Regions from separate parts of the Homo sapiens genome. Here region 2 is linked to region 1. Evidence: chromatin contacts called from ENCODE Hi-C data. All regions are on one chromosome and are shown on one strand. Each heading gives the region's core, a stretch centred on a gene start or an enhancer-like site at or near the end of the contact. The rest is flanking DNA. Distances are from core to core; before and after follow the strand shown.

Evidence for each region. A loop is a pair of places that touch in the nucleus more often than their neighbours do. Pooled maps may share reads with other maps.
Region 2: a loop to region 1 is called in a map of B cell, with 39 times the contacts of the local background. The contact joins the promoter of BTBD9 here to the promoter of SCUBE3-AS1 in region 1. A Hi-C loop is called at or near these places in 2 of 168 maps with a recorded cell type or tissue (B cell and CD8-positive, alpha-beta T cell) and 4 of 50 pooled maps.

Annotation. Positions count from the first base shown.
Region 1 is chr6:35,255,825-35,262,882 of GRCh38, forward strand. It overlaps SCUBE3-AS1 (SCUBE3 antisense RNA 1), which reads right to left and starts at 3,631. Exons shown (of 4, transcript XR_001744102.2): 1 at 3,466-3,631. ZNF76 (zinc finger protein 76) reads left to right here and starts at 3,911. Exons shown (of 14, transcript NM_003427.5): 1 at 3,911-4,017. RefSeq lists silencers at 3,894-4,013, 4,024-4,343.
Region 2 is chr6:38,636,540-38,643,597 of GRCh38, forward strand. It overlaps BTBD9 (BTB domain containing 9), which reads right to left and starts at 3,390. Exons shown (of 11, transcript NM_001099272.2): 1 at 3,261-3,390. It overlaps LOC105375044 (a long non-coding RNA gene), which reads left to right and starts at 3,856. Exons shown (of 3, transcript XR_926767.4): 1 at 3,856-3,945. RefSeq lists a silencer at 3,053-3,252 and enhancers at 3,352-3,852, 3,653-3,732.

The DNA.
Region 1 (7,058 bases), core at 2,381-4,880:
CCATTTTATAAGCTATAGTTAATCATTTATTTCCTAATAATTTTTATAATATTCCTCAAAATGAATGTTAACATATTTATTTGAATGGAAGAATAAAGTCAGACATGTTTCTAACAGAAAGTAGGTCTGATTTGGCTGATTGGTTTGAAATGAAAACTGGCTTTGCCAATTCCACAAATGGCAGTTGTTTTCTATACAGTGAATGAGCTGAATCTGCATTTCAGTTTAACAAAAAGTTCTTGAAGACATGTAATAATTAAAGAATTTTACCAAAAAATATTGTGTAGGCAAAGAAGTATGGAAATCAATATCTGATTAACAAAGTGTCTCTGAGTGTAAAGGTCACAGATAATTAATAATCATGTTTAATAAAACCAAAACTGAGACTCTAATAACTAAATCCTTTTGGAAGTTCAGTGGTTTCTAATCCTTTGCTTTTAACAAAATTAAAAGAAGACTCTATTTGATAGTATTAATAGATCACTCTGTGATTGTTGGCATATAATTTAGAAGTTCAAAGACTCAAAGAATATCATTGTAACAAATCTCTTCCTTTCCCAATTGTGGAAACAAGGTTTCTCAATACTCATGTCTATAAAAATAAAAAACAGGTAAAGGATTGATGTTGCACCTTATCTCCTTCTACCATTAGGTAATATTAATCCATGAATACCTGAACTAATTGGGGAGAAACACCATATTTCTCATTAACAGATGCATTTTCAATAAAAATTGTACTTTTTAGGTTTCACAAGTCATAAAAATGTTAAAAATATTTAGGAAAATTTAGTATTTAGTAATATTTAGTAAAAAAAAAAAGTTTAGTAAGTTATATACTAATGATTACAGGAAGTGAATGGAATTCAAAGTATAAGGAGAAAGAGAACCATATAAAATTTCTGTTGAAGAGCTTGTTCATATATTTTTAAGTGGATGATGGTAGGCATTAGATTTTTAGGGTACTTGGAATCCACCGGATACTTTTTTTTAATGTGAGACAGTCTCACTCTGTAGCCCAGGCTAGAGTGCAGTGGCACGATCTCAGCTCACTGCAACCTCCGCCTCCCGAGTTCAAGTGATTCTCCTGCCTCAGCCTCCCGAGTAGCTAGGACTACAGGTACGCACCACCATGCCCGGCTAATTTTTGTATTTTTAGTAGAGACAGGGTTTCACCATCTTGGCCAGGCTGGTCTCGAACTCCTGGCCTCGGGATCCGCCTGTCTCAGCCTCCCAAAGTGCTGGGATTACAAGCATGAGCCACTGTGCCTGCCCTGCCAGATACATTAAGAATGATGTAGACCAAGTGTGGTGGCTCATGCCTGTAATCTCAGCACTTTGGGAGGCCAAGGCGGGCGGATCACGAGGTCAGGAGATCGAGACCATCCTGGCTAACACCATGAAACCCCGTTTCTACTAAAAATTAGCCAGGCATGGTGGCGCATACCTGTAGTCCCAGCTACTCGGGAGGCTGAGGCAGGAGAATTGCTTGAACCTGGAAGGGGAAGTTGCAGTGAGCTGAGATTTCGCCACTGCAGCACTCCAGCCTGGTTGACAGAGCGAGACTCCGTCTCAGAAAAAAAGAATGATGTAAGTCTTAGTTTAAGATGTCAAAATTTGAAATTGTATCCTCTATAAGTATTTAAATTAATGAAGGAAAATTTAGGTATCAACTTAAAAATGAACAAGAGGTACATAGCTCTTCAAAATTCTTTTATGGGTTCATTCTAAAAAATGTCTGAAGATCACCAGCCTATATGTTGAGTGGAAGGGATAGGAGAGAAACTGCTAGCAATGGTCTTCAATACTGCCCTCCAAAATATCCTCACCAATTCTCCTGAGAACCTGAAATTACCTTCCATTAGGATCATTACTTCAGATTCAGACACTGTTTCCCAGAGCTCTTGTTAAATGTATAATTGCAGAGGTGACTGGCCATCAGATTACGATCCGTAAGGAATGTGAGAAAAGACAGATATATATATACAGAGAGAGCTATGGAAAAAGGGTGGTTGGAGAGGGACAAACTCAGGTACAGCCTGAGTTCTATTCCCTGCGGTATTTCTAACCCTCAATTCATATTATAAGAGGAGCTACTTAATCTTCTCTCTGTATCTATAAGGTACTTTTTCTTTTTCTTTTTTTTTTTCTTTTTTTGAGACGGAGTCACACTGTTGCCCGCGCTGGACTGCAATGGTGCGATCTTGGCTCACTGCAACCTCCGCCTCCCGGGTTCAAGCAATTCTCCTGCCTCAACCTCCGGAGTAGCTGGGATTACAGGCGCCCGCCACCACGCCCAGCTAATTTTTTTGTATTTTTAGTAGAGAGGGGGGGTTTCACTATGTTGACCAGGCTGGTCTCGAACTCCTGACCTCGTGATCCGCCCGCCTCAGCCTCCCAAAGTGCTGGGATTACAGGCGTTTAAGCCACGGCGCCCGGCCTATAAGTTATTTTCTATGGGAAATAACTTGTCAAACTTCCACCAAAAAGGAATGGAAAGAGGGCAGCATAGTGGCCAGGCAGTTTATTTCCATACTAGGAGATACAGAAGGGATTAATTCTAACCGTAGGAATTCTAACCATCAAATGTCACTCACTGGCCTACCTAAACTGAACTCTGGTCCCAGCCAGAACAAGTCAGGAAGAGGGGATGTCTAAGACCGAAAGGGGGGCTTTCTAGTTAAGCTCTTCAGGCAGGAGAGGAAAAGGATGCCCGCATCCCCAAAGACACCTTTAGCTACCACAAGCCCCAAACCCCGTACTTTGTAACTGTGTCTAGTTTACGTCCTTTAAAAATTATTCTTATTAAGTTAAATTGTTTTCGGGGCGGGGAAGATACAAAAGAAACCAGTTAAAGTCTGAAAGGATAGAGAGGGGAAAGTTTCTCACCTCATTCTTCCAGCCACCCAGTTCCTCTCCTAAAAGGCAATCTTTACCAGTTCCTTCTCTAACGCCCCTCCTTTTTAATTTGATTTTTTACCGAAAGCTCGCTCCCTTTTAATTTTCCCTCAGGTTTCTGAAAATTTCCCAATCGCAGCCCCTCCCAGCAGGGAAATAGTAAAGGGGCTTGGTTTTTATGTTCAACCCAAAGCAAGCCTACAAAAGGGAGTAGTCGGTTTCGAGCCTGACGGTGGAGCTGACGCGGGAATGAGAGAGAACCTGAGAAGACCGCCAGGGCGCCCTCCCTGCGGAGGCGAGTCCCTCACCGCCCCTCTACATCGTCCTTTTCAATAAGGAGCTCTTAATACCTGCAACTGCTTCCTTCAAGGGGTGGCTGGAAGATCAGTAGGCAAGGCCTGCGGACTGCGCACCTTAAAGCGCTTCGGGACCGTAAGACAGTGAGTGCTGAGCGCGCGGCCGGGAAGAAGCCTGGAGGCTCTGAGCTCGGAGGACAGAGACCGAAGCCCCAGGGCCTGCGTCCCTCACAACCTGCGCCTCCTGTCCTCCCGCGCTACTCCCGAAGCGCACCTTCTCGCCCGCAGGCCGCAGAAGTGATGACGCAAAGCCCTCGGGGCCTCCGCCACCTCCTCACGCTTCTGCTGGACCGAATCCTTGGAATGGACAGGTAGCGGTTCCCGATTGCTATAGCGACGACCCGGCTCCGAGCCGCGCCCAGGCCCTGACCCGGGCGTCGTGACGTCAGCACGCCTTCCCTGGGCGCTCAGCCTCGCTGGCCATGCGTCACCCCGGCCTTGGTGGGGGCGGGGCTCCGAAGAGCTCGGTTCAGATCCCGGCCGCCTGGGCTCCAGGAGCCCCGGAACCAGGATAAGTTGGATGGCTGCCGCGGCGAAGCGGGGGGCGGGGTGGACCGTGCCCGGTATTTTCTATACGGGTTCCGGGGCCCGGTAGAGGCGCGCCAAGAGGAAAGGAAAGTGCGGCGGCCCTGGAACCTGGATATCGCGCGAGGCAAGCTGCGCGCGGGCGGGCGGGCTATGGCGCAGGCGGGTTGTGGGGCCGGCGCTGGTGGCGGGGCCCGGTGCATGGCGGTCTGTCGGCGGAGTCGCCCTCGGGGGCTGTCAGGTTGGTGGCTGCGGGAGGAGTGGGCCAACCATGCCCAGGGCGGGAGGCCGGGCGGGCGCAGGACCCCGGGAAGGTCCCGAGCCCGGCGTGCCCACCTCCCTCCGGCCCTAGCAGGGCGGCCTGGCCGCTGGACCGCGGCCGGGCCCCCTCCCCCACCCAGGGTCCCTGCCCCTCTTTTCCGCCTTGCGGCTCCTCCCCCGTGACTCCCAAACCTCACCCCGTGACGGCGCCCGCCTCCACCCTTGTGACCCCACACCCCACCCACTGACCCCAAGACCTCACCAGGTAACCGTTGGTTATTATTCATTGGCTGCTAACCCAGGAATTTCCCCAGCACTTCTCAGAGACCCACCAACCAGTGACTCCCTCAGTTTTAATCCGGTGACTCACATGACCCTGAGATCCCCACACTCCTCCTTAGTGACCCCCAAACCTGGGTAACCCTCCTGGCCCAGTAACCCCCCCGATTCTACCTTGTGTTCCCCACAAACTCGGTGACTCCCCTCAAAACTCTGCTGGCGACTCCTAAGCCCTACTCCAATAGTTTTCCACGCACTCACCTTGTACACAACCCTCAGTATCTTTATCCTGTAGCCGTATGACCCTCGTTCCACGTCTGCCTTTATCCTAAAATCACCCCCACTGGCATCTCTCTCTGCGATCCCAGCCCTTCAGTGTCAATCAGCACATGACTTACAAGCGTCCAGCACCTTTCTGGTGCTAAGGAGGATATAGAGATTAATATGAAGTAGTAATAATTGGAGGCATCAGAGAATTCTGGATCAATCCAGAATCCAGTCAATCCAGTGTGTGGTCCCAGCTCTGTCACTGCTGTGCTTTAGGGACCTGTGAGAAGTCCCCTCCTCAGTCTGGACCTCAGTTTCTCATCATGACTGTGATGAGGTTGGGTTAGATGATCTTTGAGTTTCCTTCCGTCTGTGAAATTGTGAAATTATGCAGTTCTCAGTCAAGATAATAATTTTTTGCAATCATTTTTGTACCCCACCCTGGAAATTTCCTCTTGTAACCTCATCCCAGGATCTGCTTGCATCATGAACCTTACTCCCTCATTCCCGGATCACCCTCTTCACTCTTCATAGTGCATACCCATTTCCCTTGATCAGGCCCCATCAGTTAACATGTTTGCAAAGCAGTATAGCAGAGTGCTTCATTTGGGGGCATTGAGTTCATAACAAACCTAGGTTCCAGACTGATTCTGGCCCTTCAGCTATGGGACTTTTGGTATATTATTTAGCCTGTCTTAACTTCAGTCTCCACCTCTGCGAAGGGAGAAAATAGTAGTGCCTGACATAACATATGTAAAGCACCGGGCACCATGCCTGGCTCATGGGAACCCTTAGCATAAGCTGTTGTTAGAAATGAGAAGCTGCTATGGATCTTACTCTGTCCTGAGTGCTAGGGATTTAACAGACTGAACATGTGGCCCATACCTTGCATTATGTTGCTACTACTGACATCTTGGAATCCCTATCTTCTCATCTCTGCTGTAGCCTCACTTCTCTGGTTCTTACCCTGATTTTGCCTCAATAACGATTGGCTTGCTGAATACCTACTGTGTGCCAAGCTCTGGATATATAAGTTAAATTTACGTCTCAACAGCCCCAAGAGTTAATTATTATTATATCCACCATTTTCCCTTCCCATATTTTTGTTTGGTTGGTTGGTTGGTTTCAGAGAAATGAACCAGAAACTCTCACAGCTAAGTAGCAGAGCTAAGATTTGAACCCACAGTTTAAAAAAACAAAACAAAACCCTACTCCATTGCCTGTCTTTCCCCCAGACTTACTCAACCTCAGCTCCTTATTCCTTATTTTCTAGTAATTCCTAAATACAACATCAGCTCGTTCCTTGATCCCTAAGGTTTCTGTTCTTGAGCTCCTAGCCTCAAGAGATCCTCCCACCTTAGCCTCTCAAGTAGTTGAGATTATAGGCGTGAGCCACCAAGACTGGCCCTGACCCCCAAGGTTTCTATTACCGTTTGCCATGTAACTTGGTGACTTTCTCATCCTGCTGTTCATGACTTTTGATCTCATATCCCCTGAAGCCCCTGCACCTTGTAGGGGAGGGAAAATATCTTCTTAGGTTCATGGCTTAGGCCCCTATAACAACAGATTTAATAAGAGAAGATTATATACATTTATTTAATGTAAGTTTTATGTGACAGGAGCCTTCATAAGGAAATGAAGACCTAAAGAAATGATTAAACTTGTATATTTTTATACTAGATCTGATGAAGAGTGGATAGTTGTGGAAAAATACAAAAAGGGTAATATCAAATAGTAATAAACTGGGAGAAACTTAGCAAGGCCTGTTTGTTCAGACTCTTCTCTGTGTCCCTGTGTCTTCACAGATAAGGGTGCTTCTTTCCTCTGAGTATAGGGAGGGCACCTCTTTATGAGGAGGGTATTATGACCTGCTTCAGGGGAAAGTCAGAAAAATCCTTCCTAGGTTTTGTGATCTGCTTCAGGGGAGAAGAGCCTCAGAGAAAGTGAGAGTGACCTTCCTACTGCCATTTTCTCAAGTTGCCATATTTTGGAGTAGTGTCTTGAACCCAGTCAACTTCTCTCTTCATCCTTTGCCCAAATATCTCTTGTTCTATGAATCTTTGACGCTTCCAGCCCTTTCCCTGTGAACTCACTCACCATACAGTGTCTCCCACCTCACTGGCACTTTACCCCAAATCCTTTCATCTTGTTAAGTCCCTTAGCCCCAGGAATCCACAAGTCTGTATGCTCTAAAACCATCTAGCCCAGTTGCCTTTCATCCTATTTTTTAGTCTCAGTGTTCTACTCCCACCACCCCACCTTCTGCCATCCTCAGCCACATTCTGTGACCTGAAACCTTCATATAATTTGTCCTTCATTTAGTGACCTCTTGATGTGACTAGCTTCAATGGAATCGGCTCCTTCCATCCCAGCATGAAGCAATCCTGTATAACTTGCACACCCTCCCATTCTAAGGCCTCTCCTCTCATACCCTTGCCCAGTATCCTGTGAGATCCTGCCTCTCAGATTCCTCCC
Region 2 (7,058 bases), core at 2,140-4,639, 3.4 Mb after region 1:
TCACTCTCCCTTACCTCTAGCTGGTCATAAATGTAGAGATTTTAACATCTAAAAATGTCTCCAAAATCTATCCATTCCCATTGTCCAACATTTCTCACCTACACTCTAGTCTCCCTGCCTCTCTACTCTAATGCAATCTGCACACGAACTGTCAACTTTCTGATTATTCTACCTTCTATGGCTCTCCACTGCCAATGGATGGGAGGAGTCTAGACTTTTTAGGATGAAGTGGAAGACCCCCTCATAATTTGGCTCCAAAAACAGCTTCCTGCCTCATCACTTCCCCCATGCAATAAGAAGTGATTAGGCCCTCATGAATGGATGAATGCCATTATAGCAGGAATGGGTTCATTATCTCAGGAATGGGTTCTTGAGATGAGTTCAGCCCTCTCCCCTCTCTTGCCCACAAGAAACAACTCAAGATATTTCCAAAAGCGCTATTTAATTTTAATATTCAGCAACTTTGCTTATGCTGGCCCCTGGAATGCTCTCTTCCACCTCTACATGTGGCGAAATTTTATTTAACCCTCAGAGCTAAGCTCCATCCCCTTCTTCTCAACATGTTCCCTATCAGTTTTTTCTCCAGCCAAAGCACTCTACTCCCCCAGCACATTATTCATTCCAAAAGTGATTAATTTGTCACAGCACATAATGGTTAGTGGTTTATCTCTTCTGATGAACACTTAGTATGCTGAGCATATACTGTGTCTTAACTTCTTTGTCTTCCCAGCACCCAACGAAGTGTCTCGCCATAGCCAGCACCCAGTAAGTATCTGCTGAGTTGTTAAATAATGCAACATTTGCAGTTGTAACTTTACACATCTTGGTTAGCAATTCAACTTCAGGTTTACATACCACTCAAAAGAATTTTCACATAACAGAAGATGTTATAAATAAAGACCAAGGGTTCAATATTCAGCAGCAGGGTCTTTAATTATTCTGAAATCTCTTTGGTCAGTATTTTTAAGCATCGTTCATCAGAAAGACTCCTTTCCCAACTAACATTTGTATATTTTACAGGATCAGCAGTAAAGACAAACCTCAGAGAGATAATCCCAAGCAAAACTATGTCACTGAGTGTGACTGGATGACTATTGGTACATCATTTCAGTAAATTTCCAATACAATGGCCCAAGTACATCAGGTAGATTTTAGATAATGAGACATGCACCACTGACTACCTAAAATACATGCACATTAGTGAGGCATCGATTCCAATTAGTAATTGAAATCAAAAGTATATTAACAACCTGATATTGGTTCAAGCGTAATATCCTTTACTTTCAAGTAAGGATAACACTTATTCTTGTCAAAGACTGTACTCTGATTAATACAACCTCTATCCCACCTTACAAGAAGGCTGTATCTTGTTAACAGTGGGATGCTGATAAGCCCGCCTTAATCCTTAACACTTTGCCTTCCCAACCTGCTAAGCCATCTCTCTCCAGTATTCCCCTATAAGAGACGTTCCGCTCCAGTTACCAGACATAAAAGTCGTCTTGGTATATCCTCCAACAACCAAATTCACATTATTATTTTCTCAGCTCCTGGTTTATTTCCTAACAAATTTTAACTTCTTTCAGAGACCAAGTCAAATCTTGCCTCTTTCAAAGAGTTCCCTAACTCAGCCTACACATCCTATCTTTTCTGATTTTCTACCACATTTATAGTCCTCAAACAGCACTGGTTACCTGCTACTTAACTTGGTTTTATAATTATTTTATACATCTCCTAGCTAGACTACTGCTCTCAAAGGGAAAAAAAAGACAGGTCTTCTATGTCATTTTTCACTCCATAATCCTCCTCCCACACCTATCATGATACTGGGCAGAGGGAGGCACATGTATTAAGTACTTGATGGACTGAACTCAATGCTTTCTATACATAGATACACCACTTGAGCATAGTGTGCTATATAACAAATATCCATTGCATGCCTACTCTGTGGCAAGCACATTTTTCCTATGTGTTAGACATAGGGCAAGGAGGAAAACACAGATGACTCCTGTCCTAAAAGCTATTACAGTGGAGGGAGGAAGACACTTTGAATTCCGAGTAATCTAATAAGTGTTACAAAGCAAGGTTATTACTGGTTCCAAGAGGTAACATACTTTACAGATTCTCAGTTATGAAACAGAATCATAGAATTTTAGACCTAAATGAGAACCTTGAACTTATTTTCCTCTATCCTCTTACACAAAACATTAGATTTCAGTACAGCCTATCTTTTCACTGGTTCTACAAATTGCCTTAATCAACAGAAAGAAAAGACTGGCTTCTTCCCTGTCTCCAATATTCCTCGCTCCCAAGTATGGTAACCACAACCCCTATACATCTACCCATGATAGAGTCCAGAGCACTGAGAAGACAGCACAGGGCTGAGGATGAGCTACACCTTTACATGCTGGGTTCTCCCATCATCAACACTTTCCGCCCACACAGTGAACAGAATCCGTATTTTCTGCCCAGAAAATAGCAGCCTGTACTGCCTTTAGGAAAAACAAACAAAACATGCTTCCATACTTCCTTGGATCTACTAATGACAAAAGCACAACACGGTTCTGGGAAATATAGCAAGATAACTAAGTCTATGAGGAAGTAAGAAATGAGGATGCCTATCAGCACCTTGGTCTCAAAATCTGTAACAACAATGTACTAAAACGCCAAGGAAACACATGCACATACATGTGAAGTTAGAAACTCTAGGCAACAGGTTGGCTGCCCCGGATCTATACTGACAGGTCGCCCTCCCAAGGTCGTGGGTGTGTCTGATGCCGCACGCAGGCACTGATTCACAACTCTCTCCATAACAACCAGCTCCTACTCAGAGGCTGGCCAGGGCAGGGGAGATGAGGGCCCCAGCAGTCCCAAACTTTCCAAACCCCCACCCCGGGGTCCCGGGTTTCGCCTCCTCAGTCCCAGGCAACGTCGTCTCAGACAGGATACGAGACTGCTAGGGAACCTGGGCTGCCCCTGATTCGAACTCCTCTCTTTGGGAGGCTGGTAGAGCCACCCCGAATCCCCGAAACGTCTACTTCCCACTACACCTTCGTGGACTGCGAACGGGACGGCTACCGCTCTCCCAGAGCACCCGGGCCCAAGAAATGACCCTCGTCAGGCCCCGTCCCAGCTCCTCCCCCGCCCCCGGAAAAAGCGGCGGAGGGGCGGGGGGCGGTGCGCGCGGATACGGCGGGGGCGCGCGTCCCCGCGCCGCAGGTGCGGCCAGGCCCCACCTCCCCTGCAAGGACCCGGCTACTCACCCCAGCGATGCTCCTCTGAGACCAAGCTGCGACACAGACGCCTCTTCCGCCCGCTCCGCACCCCTCTCTGCGCCACCGCCCCCTTGGCCGCTTCCGTGGCCGCCGTCCTCGCCGCCGCCCCGGCTGCTGCGGCGCGCGTCCGCTTTCACGCACTCCGCCGTGGCCGCGCACGCGCCACTGCGCGCTGGCGTCACTTAGCAACCGATCGACAGCGGGCTGCTGGGTCCGGCGATGCAGGCCCAGAAAGTCGCCTAAGGCAGCTTCCGCGGCTTTTTCGCATCGGCCCGACCCTCTGCCCCTCCAGAACAGGGGGCCCCAGGGTGTGGCTGCCCTGCCGGCACCTGGCTCCGGGTAAGTCGAGTCACCACACGTCACTGTATGGCGTCACCGGCGCACGTCACTACGGATGAGAAGGTCCTGGGCGCCTGTGGAGTGACCTCGTCCAGACCGCCGCAGACCCGATCGGCAAGTTCTTGGAGGTGCAGGAAGGTTCTCCAAGGAGTAGGACCAGAAAGGGATGAGAGCGCGAGCGCGGTTAATGTCGAGGCTGCTAAGTGATGCTCGTTAATTTCGCAGCAGGGTGTGACTGGCCCAGCCTTGACTCTCAGTTTCCTCTCTCAGTAAATGGGCATAATAATACCGGTCCAGCCTACGCTGGAGAATTGTGAGGTGAAAATGAAATAAGGTATGCAAAGGTACTTTGTAAGTATAAAGCCCATTTGACTTGGTGGCTCAAGCCTGTAATCCCAGCACTTTGGGAGGCCGAGGTGGGCGGATCGCTTGAGCTCAGGAGTTCGACACCAGCCTGGGTAACATAGTGAAACCCCGTCTCTACAAAAAAGACAAAAACTAAATGGGCATGTTGGCGCGCGCCTGTAGTCACAAATGCTCGGGGGGCTGAGGTGGGAGGATCGCTTGAACCTGGGGAGTTCAAGATTGCAGTGAACCGTGATCGCGCCGCTGCACTCCAGCCTCTGCAGTGAGAGCAAGACACTGTCTCAAAAAAATGTATTTATCTATCTACATAGATAAGAGTCCTAGAAATCCGGGTGCAGGTCTGACTGTAGCTGGTGTAGGAAAGTCAGTTATCCCCGACGCTGGAGCAAGCTAGGGGACCGCCCTTGCAGTTGTTGGAGGAGACAAATTGGGAAGGACTTAATTCCGGGCAAAGGAAGCTTCATGAGTAAAAGTAGAAAGTGAAAATGGTCAGGAAAAGCAAGGCTTGGGGCAGGGAGACCCATTTTTAGGCCATTGCAGTACTCCAGACAAGTGATAAGAACATTAAACAAGGCATTGGCAGTGGGAATAGAGGAGGGGATAGATGTTAGCGCCATTAAGGTGGTAGAATTCACAGCACTGAGTGCGGATAAATGAGTAGGCCAGGTTTCTAGCATGAGTGCTGAGGTAGACAGTGGTAACATTTAGCAAGATGGCAAGCTACATGAGTCTTGATTATCCACAAGTGTCTAAGTTACTATTATAGATAGTGATGGTGACATTTCTTAGGAGGATGACCAGATATGTGGAGTATGATGATGAGTTCAAATATGGATATGTTTGTTAGGGAAACATTTACTCTCCATTCACAATGTCTTTCTTCCATATGGAATGATATCCATTAGTGTAATACTCTCCTGGTTTCTCTTATACCTGTCTGCAACTCACTCTTGCCTAGAGGAGTGACTTCCTGATTGGTGAACTTAAATGGGAGAAACTGGACATGTGGCATCTATCCCATTCTTTTTCTCTTAAAAGATAACTATCTTCAGGGAACTGTCCTGGTGTTCTTTTCCGTTTCTTCTGGAGCAGGGCCTGTGGGTAGGGACAAGGGTGCCTAGTCCAGGGCTACAAAGAGAGTATATGTATTTAATTCCAGAGTTTGGCATTAGGAAGCTGTCTGTCCACAGATAATATTTAATACCAGCTTTGTCAGCTGTGTTACACAGAATAATGATCCCCCCCAACCAAAAAAAAAAGGATGACCACACCCTAATACTCAGAACCCATGAATATGTTATATTATGTGGCAAAAGGGACTTTGCAGATATGATTAAATGATGTATCTAGGGAGATTATCCTGGATTGTCTGACTGGGCTGGAGGCAGGAGGGTCAGAGTCAGAGAAGGAGATGTGATGATGGAAGCAGAGGTCAGACAGAGATTTGAAGATGCTATACTGTTGGCTTTGAAGATGGACCCAAGAAACGCAAGCAAATTGTAGATGCGGGAGAAGGCAAGGAAATGGATTCTTCTCTAGCACCCTAAGAACACAGCCCTGCCAACACCTTGATTTTAGGACTTCTGACTTCTAGAACTGCGAGATAAGAAACTTGTATGTTTTAAGGTACCAAGTTTGTGCTAACTTGTTACAACAGCAATAGGAAACTGATACAGTCAGTAATAAAGATAATAGTTGGTTTCCTGCAGCTTTCTCCATTACCTGGAAAAGAAGGGTACAATTCAGTAGGTCCCCTCAGAGACTATAGCAATATGACTGTGACCTGATGGAACCTCCACATCTAGAGAAAAATGTCCAATAAACACTCAAACTGTACAGGTCTATGAATGAGGAAAGAGGTTGAGTTAAAATAGATTTGGAAGAAATAAATTAATAATTGGTAATTTAAGCCCGAGGCATGGATGAGATCAATCAGGGAGAAAATACAGAAGACATAATAAGGAGAGGCAAGGATAGGGCCCCTGGAGAGCACTAACTTTAAAAGGAGGTGCAGATGATCAGAAGCCCAAAAAGAAGTCTGAGGAAGAATGGCCAGAGAGAGAAAAGGAGAACTAGGTGAGCCTAATGCCTCTGAAGCCAAGCAAGCAAGATGGAGAGGGGTCAACAGAGTCAGAGACCACAAAAAGGCCAAGTATATCAAGAACTGGAAAGCATTCACTGGATTTAGCAACAGAAAAGTGATTGGTAACCAACAATAGCAAACTTCAGTGGGATAGTGGAGATAGATACCAAATCACTGAGATCTGAAAGGCAGATCAATATAGTGGATTGGCCTCTAGACTAGTTTGATGGGAGTTTTGAGATTCTAGTCTTGATTCTGGCCATTAACTAGCTAGATAACTTTGAACAAATCCCTCAACTACTCCAGGCTTTGGTTTTCGCATCTGGCAAAGGATGAGATCAAGCTGAGTCTATGATTTTCTCATTAATTCCTAGATAATCCCCCCAGTTTTATTTTTTTATTTTTTGTCATATCTGATTCAATACTTTTATTTATTTTTATTTTTTATTTTTGAGACAGCATCTTGCTCTGTTGCCCAGTGTGGAGTGCAGTGGTACAATCTTGGCTCACTGCAGCCTCAACCCCCGGGCTCAATCACCCCAATTTCATATCAGACTCACTTGCTTATAACAGCACACTTCAAATCCTTCTCAGACCATTTTCCAACCACTAAGAATCAGTATATTTCATGCCAGCTTCTGTCCTAGATACTATGGCTATAACACAGTTTTCAAGGAACTCACAATTTGGAGAGAGAGAGAGAAATACTAAGTATGTAACTAGCTGTCATAGTTCTTTAAAAAAAAAAAAAGAAAAAAAAGTAAGGCCAGGCGCGGTGGCTTATGCCTGTAATCCTAGCACTTTGGGAGGCCGAGGCGGGTAGATCACCTGAGGTCAAGAGTTTGAGATCAGCCTGACCAATATGATGAAAACCCGTCTCTACTGAAAATACAAAAATTAGCCGGGCATGGTGGCATATGCCATCATCCCAGCTACTCAGGAGGCTGAGACAGGAGAATCACTTGAATCCGGGAGGCAGAGGTTGTGTAGAGCCAAGA